2 separate regions of the Homo sapiens genome follow, and region 2 is linked to region 1. Evidence: read pairs that join two places in POLR2A ChIA-PET (ENCODE). Cell type or tissue: Caco-2. All regions are shown on one strand. Links, peaks and the distances in the headings refer to the core of each region. The heading gives the core; the rest is flanking DNA. Region 1 overlaps WWOX (WW domain containing oxidoreductase). Region 2 overlaps WWOX (WW domain containing oxidoreductase).

The links. Peaks named below come from ENCODE experiments on the same cell type or tissue, not always from the same donor. Only the 100,000 strongest peaks of a DNase experiment are listed, where the experiment ranks them.
Region 2: POLR2A ChIA-PET joins it to region 1 with 6 read pairs; 2 of 35 experiments call an interaction of 5 or more read pairs at or near these places.

What each region holds. Positions count from the first base shown.
Region 1 is chr16:78,197,769-78,202,162 of GRCh38, forward strand. The region is part of intron 5 of WWOX (WW domain containing oxidoreductase); the gene reads left to right. Among named protein-coding and RNA genes, the nearest start is that of WWOX-AS1, 42 kb to the right of the region's middle. RefSeq lists an enhancer at 2,324-2,618. In Caco-2, for the core only: no CTCF peak of the experiment used is centred there; DNase peaks (open chromatin) are centred at 1,753 and 3,025.
Region 2 is chr16:78,290,439-78,294,832 of GRCh38, forward strand. All of the region lies in intron 5 of WWOX (WW domain containing oxidoreductase), which reads left to right. Among named protein-coding and RNA genes, the nearest start is that of WWOX-AS1, 51 kb to the left of the region's middle. In Caco-2, for the core only: no CTCF peak of the experiment used is centred there; DNase peaks (open chromatin) are centred at 2,623 and 3,263.

The sequences.
Region 1 (4,394 bases), core at 129-4,128:
GTGCAATCAAGACATACTGACAAGGAGAGGAGGTGAGCGACTTGCCCGAGGCCACGCTGCTGATACCTTGGCAGAAGCAGAATTTGAAAACAGAGCCCCCATATGTTTTAACTGCTCATTGGAAACTGACTAGGTCACATACTCCTCCTCCTTCCCTGTACTGGTAGTTTTTCTTTTATTTTTTTTTTAAATTTCTTCCATTTTCTTTCCTTTTTACAGCAAATTTGTAGTTATGGTGGAGCAAAGGGCAGTTTTCACTCCTCTTCCCTAAAACTGTAGTTTAACTAAAAAGTGGCCACTGTCTCCTGGTAGCGGTTGGTAAGCCATCCAGTCTCTGCAGGCATCTACGCTCCAGGTCTCCAGTCTGAGGAGTCTGGCTCCTGGGGCAGGTGCCTCTGGGGGTCTCTGCCAGGCTTGTCTGGTCATGCAGCTACTTCCAGACTGATTCCTAGATCTTGCATTTTTACATAGGACATCCCCAGCATTCAAAGAAGATCCTGGGAACTGGATTCCTACCAGAGGAATTAGAATGAAACCAACAAAACTAAAAACGACACCCTCCCCCATCCCCCGCATCCGATACACATGCAAGGTAATATTTGATGTCAGTAGGAAAAAAATCCAGTGTTATAGGAGACAAACCATAGCAAGCAATGGCCTCTCACCCTTCCCTTCACACCCTCCACTCTGTCCACTTGTTTGTTCCTTCAATAAATACTGATGGAGAATGGGCTCTATGCCAGTGTTTCTCTGGATGTTGGCTGCAGGGATGAACAAAGGCAACTTCTAGGAGAAATTTCTGTTTTTGATGCTCTCGTGGCTGCTTCCTGTGTCTTAATATTGTGCTTAAACTGCCACTTCTTCAGCTGTTGATTTCAGGCACTATCTAATGACTTTTGCTGTTACGAGCATGGATTTAGCTCATTTTTACCATCTTCCCTAGTTGTATCACCTTCCTCCCATTATGTTTGTAACTTCAGATTTTGTATATTTCGCATATGTCAATATGTAAACATTTTATATATATATATATGCATTCACACACATGCATACATATATGTAATGGTATATATACATGTAAGTTTCCATTTTTGCTCAAATTGCTCTGGACAGTTCTTTGCTCTGGGAGTTCTTTACTCCCTTTCTCATAAGAAGAGGCTGTTTGTACCCTGATCAATCCCTCTACCTCTTCTTTTCCCCTTTCACCCGTAACTTCTGCTACTTATACTTCTGCCTTATCATGGTCCATAACATTCACCTTCCACTCTGTAGCCATAATTAAATCTCCCATGCATCCCACTTTGGGAGGCTGAGGTGGATGGATCACCAGGTCAGGAGATTGAGACCATCCTGGCTAACACGGTGAAACCCCGTTTCTACTAAAAATACAAAAAATTAGCCGGGCATGGTGGCACGTGCCTGTAATCCAAGCTACTCGGGAGGCTGAGGCAGGAGAATCACTTGAACCCAGGAGGCGGAGGTTGCAGTGAGCCCAGATCGCACCACTGCACTCCAGCCTGGGTGACAGAGCGAGACTCCATCTCAAACAAACAAACAAACAAACAAACAAACAAACTAAGAACAACAACGAAAAAACTCCCATGTATTATCTATGGATTGACTGTAAAATATGAGAAGCAATAAATATGTTCATCACTAGGGCCATCTAGAAATTTCTAACCCAAGGGTCAACTAATCTTTCCCTGTGTTGTATTTCCTGCTCTGCGGATCCGGCATCATGACCTTTGTACTACCCAGGAAAGCCAGTGTTCTCATGGGCTCTTCTCTTTTTTATGCTCTACCAGATGCTAGCACTGTGGCATGCCATTCGCTCACTAGCAGCTTAAAGGGTACAGGTTCTAAATCTCCTTAGTGCTACTCACCTGTTATTTCTGAGCCTGCGTAGATGATCTTCTTTTATTCAGACGTCTGTGTCACATATACATGACATCCTACCCCCTTCCCATAAAAAAAATCACATTTGTGAATGTCTCTCTTAGGCTGAGTTCCAGACTCCAAGATCCCTCTTCTCTCTTGTCAGAATCCAGCAGCTGATGGCATTTATGTCTGTAGATTTCACTGTCAATGAGTCATTGACAGGCTAAGCAGGCTGTTGGATGGAGTGATCAATGGTATGAGGGAAAACACTAATGTATGCAAGAAGAGCCATTTCCTAGTAGGAAAAATATTTATGTATGGAGCCACAAAGGTGATCGCTTCAGTAGAAATCACCAAGGACCTGGTAGTCAATGTGCAACCTAATTTTCTTTCAAAAGCTGTAGGAATGGCAAGGGAGGAAATAAATAATGCATTTCTTTATATCTCCTGTTTTAAGTTACTGAGTGTCGCCAAGAGATTTCTAAGGCCAGACATTGAGTCAGCTGTAAAACTGGAAGGAGCAATGTTTGCTGACTGTTGCCTCAGCCGCTGACCCTGATCTCCTCTGCACGTAGTAGGCAGCTTAAAAATTCCTCGCCCGACTTCTGATTTTCACGTGACTCACTGCTTAGTTGTCTGGGTTTGTTTTAATTCCTTTCCCCCTGCTGACAGTTCTTTAAGTGGATGTCTATAAAGGTTGGGGCATTCGCTCTTACAACAATAGGAAAAGAAAGGAGGAAGGAATAAAAAAGAGAGAAAAGGAATAAAAAAAAGTTTGGTTTAGATGTCTGATTTCTCTGAGCCTCAGTTTCCCAGCATGTAAAATGTTGTGAGGGCTCACACTGGTCTTGTCCAGGTGCTTAGTAGAGCATCCATTACACCATAAAGTATCACAAAAATTTTTAATATCATCATTATTACTGTGCTTTCCCTTGAGTTTTTTTTTTTTTAAATCAGTTAATCCACATACTGGCAGATCTGACTTCCTTGTTTTAGGCCCTGGGGAATTTTTGTTATCTGTAGAGCTGGATTAATTTTACAGTGTGGTGCCTTTGCCCAAGGTGAACCTGTCTGTTTATAGAAAGTGTCACCAAGTTCTGTCTTGGGCCCGTCCACTCGGTTATATGTGCTGGACCCTGGGTGGAAGCACTTTGCACGTGTGCATTCACGATGGGCTGTGCTGGAGGGGAAAACAGGCATCACTCCCAAATTCTATTCATGCAATTAAAAATTCCTTTCATTTTTATTTGTGAGAGGGTATGGGTGCACAGCAGACGGCAAACAGAAGAAAAGCTTTTGATTGAAAGGTAAACATTTACTTCTGCCTTTTAAATAGACATAGCAAGTCTCTTTACTCTCATGGAAGCAGTTATAAGGAACATAGAGCTGAAGAGAATATGACCATTTCTGGTCTTTTACTATGCTCGTATTAATCCACCCTGGATAGAAGGGACTGTACTATTTGGAAACACCTAAATAAAATGTTTTTGTCTTAAGGTGTTAAAATGTACTCATTAATGTGGCAGTGTATTCCTTTTCTTCTGTGATCGTTGAAGTAGGGAAGGAATTTCAACTAAGAACCAAAATGATTGTCTGTTAAGACACTTATTTTTTGAGAAGACAAATTAATATAACATTATTATGTGGGGAATGTGGAAAGGCTAAGGTTGTATTGAAAACTTATTAAGCTTATGAGAATATTGAAAGCATGAGGAGGCATGACCGGAAGGTATTAATGATTTGGGCTTGATTATTCTAAGACTGTATTCTAAGTCTAAAATGTTGATAACTAAGACCTGAAATGATAAATGTTTGGCAAAACCAAATAAATGAGTAGCAGGTTGAAAAAAGAGGCAAGAGAGAAGTAGATATTTATAGTTTTCTAAAACAATTTAGTCCCTTCTGGAAGAGAGTCCTACCTCAGCCATGCCTACCAGGTTGTGTTTGTGGGATTATTTCTGAGTCACCCTTAAGCTCATCTTTACCCCTCTCCCAGACCCCCAGTCCCCTCACTGGGCATTCCTTGGATTATTTATTTATTTATTTATTTATTTATTTATTTATTTATTGTTTGAGACAGTCTCACTTTGTCACCAAGTCTGGAGTGCAGTGGTGTGACCTTGACTCACTGCAACCTCTGCCTCCCAGGTTCAAGTGATTCTCTTGCCTCAGCCCCCTGAGTAGCTGGGACTACAGGCACGTGCCACCATGCCTGGCTAATTTTTTGTATTTTTAGTAGAGACGGGATTTTGCTATGTTGCCCAGGCTGGTCACGAACTCCTAAACTCAGGCAGTCCACCCGCCTCGGCCTCCCAAAGTGTAATCCTGGATTATAGGTGTGATCCACCACACCCAGCCTTCCTTTTGTTTTTGATTTTTCCTCTTTAAACTCTACTTGTAACCACCCCTTTCCTTTCCCAAACTTTTACTAGCTTCTTCCATCCTGGACTTGCAATCTGGCTGAAAACCTGCTAAATAAGGGAACAATTTTGACATGGCTCCTGTACTCCCCACAA
Region 2 (4,394 bases), core at 191-4,190, 93 kb after region 1:
TTGTTACAGAGAACAGCTTTCCTGTAGGGCTCACAGGCTCAACTGTTTCAAACTCCTGTTGTTCGGTAAATCTGTCAGAAGGGTCTGCAAGGGACCGTATTTATGAAGAGAGTGTAGAGTGGTCAGTCTAAAAAGCTCCTTAGTGTAGTACTTTGAATTTTAAATTACACACATAATTCAAAGGTAATGTAACTTGCCGTGTCGGACTTTAGTCCATTCCGTTAAATGGAGAAAAATGACTGACGTGAAGAATGACTTATTGATTCTTGGTGGGAAAATGACTTCTGTAATATGGGAAGTATGGTAAAAGGAATAGCTTAATTATTTAGGGAGCACTTTTCAAAATGTGCTTTTACAGCAGTACAAATTGTACGTATACAAATGGTATGACTAGGTTCTTTTTTTAAAAATTCTTTCATAGGAGAAAGTTATGAGAAGGCTTATATTATTTCGTTGCTAAGGCAAAGTTTAATTTTGCTTAAATTCCTGTAAGACTAACTAAGAAAGGTAGGAGGAGTGATGAGCAGTTTCTTAACCCTTTAAGAAATATGACTTGTTCTAATTGCCTTTTCTTATTTACATTATACTTAGGCTGGTGTTAGGATGCCGTGGCTGCCAAGTTTACACAGTGCACTTTCTCTCTCTCTTTCTTCTTTTGGTTTATGATGTTTTTCAGTAGTGTCATGGAACTCACTTAATCTGATTTCATCAAGTAAATATATGGGAAGTTGAGATGACATATTTTTATCTGACATTTGAAGAAATATTCATAAAATAGCAGATAAAATATTTATTTTGGCCTTTTCATTCTGATCTCTCTTTTGACTCGATGTGTATTCTTTGCTTAAGGACCACAGCCTAATGTTATTTTGACTGCATTTCACAGTGTTGGCGGCCTTTCAGATAAACAGCATATTTGTGGTTAATTGGCTGAACATGTTCTATAATTATAATTATATTAAAACCTTAATGTTCTTGAACGTTTGCCCGCGAAGGCCACTCACGTGAACTAAGTTATGTTTCTGTCGTTATAACTGAGCTGGCTGGCGGCTGCCATTCAGCAATCCAGGCAGGACTGGGAACCTGGGAAAACTGCAGAGGTTTCTTATTATTTCGGTCTGAAACCGCTGTTTGGATAGTTTTAGAAGTTGACCATGAAAATTGCCTTCTGGTTGTAACTTGGATCCCCAGGTTTCAATCTGTGGGCTAACGTTTCTTGGGATTTTCAGAAAGGATTGGCTTGGCTTTTTATCAAAGTTACACAACGGCTGTAAAAAATAAATAAAAAAAAAGCAAAATTAGCACTTTATCAAGTTTGGGGCATATTTCCAAGGCCACCAGGGAGCAGGGAAAGTCACCAAAAGACCGCTCCTTGAAACCAGGCAAGAAGCCATCTTTGCAGTGAGCTGAGAGGTCTGATGGCCGCCAGCTGAGGGAGGGAATTCCCCTTTTGTGCCTTCGGGATTGATAGAGAAGCCCAGTGGACTTAGCATCTGGGAATCCCAGATTGATCTTTTCTGGATATTGGGTCAACCATAAGATGGTACCTTTCCCTGTGTAACAAAGTCAGATTCTGTGAAACACCTGTTTTTTGTATGGCTTATGAGATGAGGATGATTTTTACCTTTTTTTTTTTTTTTTTTCCCTTGAGACAGTGTCATTCTATTGTCCAGGCTGGAGTGCAGTGGTGCAATCTCAGCTCATTAACCTCAGGTTTTTTTACAGAAAAAGTTTGCCACCCTCTGATCTACATGATGTCCTTCAGTTTCTGTCTCTCACCAGACTGATGGTGCCATGAGGGCAGGGGCAACTCCTATCCTAAGGCGTGGCCCATAGTAAGGGGTATTGGTTAGAAGAATGAAAGATTGAATACGTCAAAGTGATGAGTACAGAGCTGTCTGTCATTTTCTTATCTTTGGCCTAACAACTGAACACATTTTATGAAATTTGCAAATCTGTTTCCAAACATGTTTGAATGGATTTTTATGGTCTTTTAATTAACCCAATAAAAATGGTAACAACACAGCAATTTTAAGAAAATAACAGAGCCAAGTATTTTTTATAGCTATGCATGCAATCCACATTACACCCACATGCAGTATTTCTATGGTCCAAATAAGTATCTGTCGGACTTAGAATATTTAAATTAGGATTTAGTTGAAAGATTATGTTCTATATCTTTTTTTTTTAAAAAAAAGGAAGAAAAATAAAGCTCTTCCTAAATTTATTTACATGTTGGAGCAATTCTGGCACTGCTAAATAAGGCAGGAAATTCCATTAAGTTTAAATGTGCTGCCCTTACCCTAAAGTGTTTGGAGGGCTTCGTAGAAGAGCCAAATAGATTCACACAGATCTTATTTGTAGAGCTGAATGTGCACTTCATTAAAATACTTTGTAAGGTATTCAAGGATGGGCTAGGAGGGTGAGGATTCCAAATCAGAATCTTCAAGCCAGTGATCCAGGCCAAAGGTATTCTGCCAGAGTGTGAGGAAATTTCACAGCCTCATGGAGACACCTCCCCTCCCCACCCTTGTTGAACAGACTCTGGAAAAGTCACCATTTCTTGTTGGTCCTTTGCTCTTGGAGCATTCTTGGCCTGACCTGTCAACCACTTTAGCCTCCAAGGTATCTGAGCCTTTCTTTCGCCTCTCTACTTAGATCATATTCTTCCTGGATTTTGGAATCAGGCTGGGACACAAGCCACCTCCTCCTCCATTCTAGCTGTGTGGCTCCAGGCAAGTGGCCACACCTCTTTGAGCCACTAGTTAACTCAGCTGCCAAACAGGGATTATACATTTACCTCTTGGTGTTGCAAGAATTAACAAGGAGGATATTTGTAAATCTCCCTGGGAGCTGGATGGTGCTTAATAAGCAGGCATTAAGGGTTGATTATCTTTGCACTCTCTCCTGCCAGATTTTGTAACTGAGTCCAGGCATCTTTAGAAACAGAAATGGTCCCTGCTCTTCTGTATCCCCTGGGATAACCTAGCATCATTTCGCTGGGTTACACATCCTCTCTTCTCTCCTGTATGTCGTCCCTCTTTCTTACGGTGGTTCTAAGCTCTATGGATCACTTGTCTTCTCCTCTGAGCGGGAACTGGGCAATTGGAGGTTCTTTCCCCTCCCGTGCTGGTGGGAGAATTGTTTAGTAGGTCATAAAGTGGAATCTCCATTTCAGTCTGATCCGGTCAATTCTGGTAGGACTTCATCCAAGCACAAAGAAACCTTTGTTTTCATTCAAGACTTCCCTAAAAGGTGGCTGGGTGCGGTGCCTCAGGCCTGTAATCCCAGCACTTTGAGAGGCCGAGGCTGGCAGATCACGAGGTCAGGAGTTCCAGACCAGACTGGCCAACATGGTGAAACCCTGTCTCTACTAAAAATACAAAAATTAGCCAGGTGTGTTGTCACGTGACTTTAATCCCAGCTGCTCAGGAGGCTGAGGCAGGAGAATTGCTTGAACCCTGGTAGGCAGAGGTTGCAGTGAGCCGATGTCATATCACTGCACTCTAGCCTGGGCGACAGAGTGAGACTCTGTCTCAGAAAAAAAAAAAAAAAAAAAAAAAAAAAAAAAAGGCTTTCCTGAAAGGTGATTCACAGGCCTCTTCGGATCCCTTCGTGTTTAGCAATTTGGATTTCCACACAGCCTTGCTGTGCCTTCTGCCCATTTGTCCTCTGCTGCTGGTCCCTGGGTGGGACAGCTCCCCTTTCTCCTTGTCTGGGTTGCTCAGATAGAGCCATAAGGATTCTCCCTGCCTCAAGAGCTGACTTCCTTCCACGAGTTCCTAACCACCTGTCCAGTTGATTCTTCTCTGGACCTGCCTTGACATCTCTGTGCCAAGCCCAGTGCCGGGGTTGCAGATGCAGAGGCACTGGTGCATATTTCTTGAGTTGAAGAGCTTGCAACTGATGAGCCCCTTCCACTCAGAAAAATGTTGTTCCTGGTCTTGCCACTGCCTGGAACCCACCAACACCTCCTCTTTCCAATATTGCTGGCTTCTACTTGTTCTATAAGAGCCATGTTCTACAAGTTCTGTATTGTGTGTGAGTCCCTCTCAACAAAACAATTTCCCTAGTCATCTCTTATTTATACTCCTTGATGCAGATTTCCATTTTACTCTTACCTCATTCTATCATAATTATCTATTTGTGTGTGTATGTATGTCCCCACTAGGCTGTGAGGTCTGTAAAAGGATAGTCTAAATACAGCTATCTATTGCAAATCTTATAATGTGACTCCATGATGAGATAGTTGGATATAGCCTTATGTTCCCAGCAGGAAGGAAGAAAGGAAAGGAGGGAGGGAGGTAAGGGTGAGAGAGAGACAAGAAAGGAAAGGAGGAAGGAAGGATGGGAAGGAGGGAAGAAGAGAGTTTGGTCAACATTTGTTGATTGTG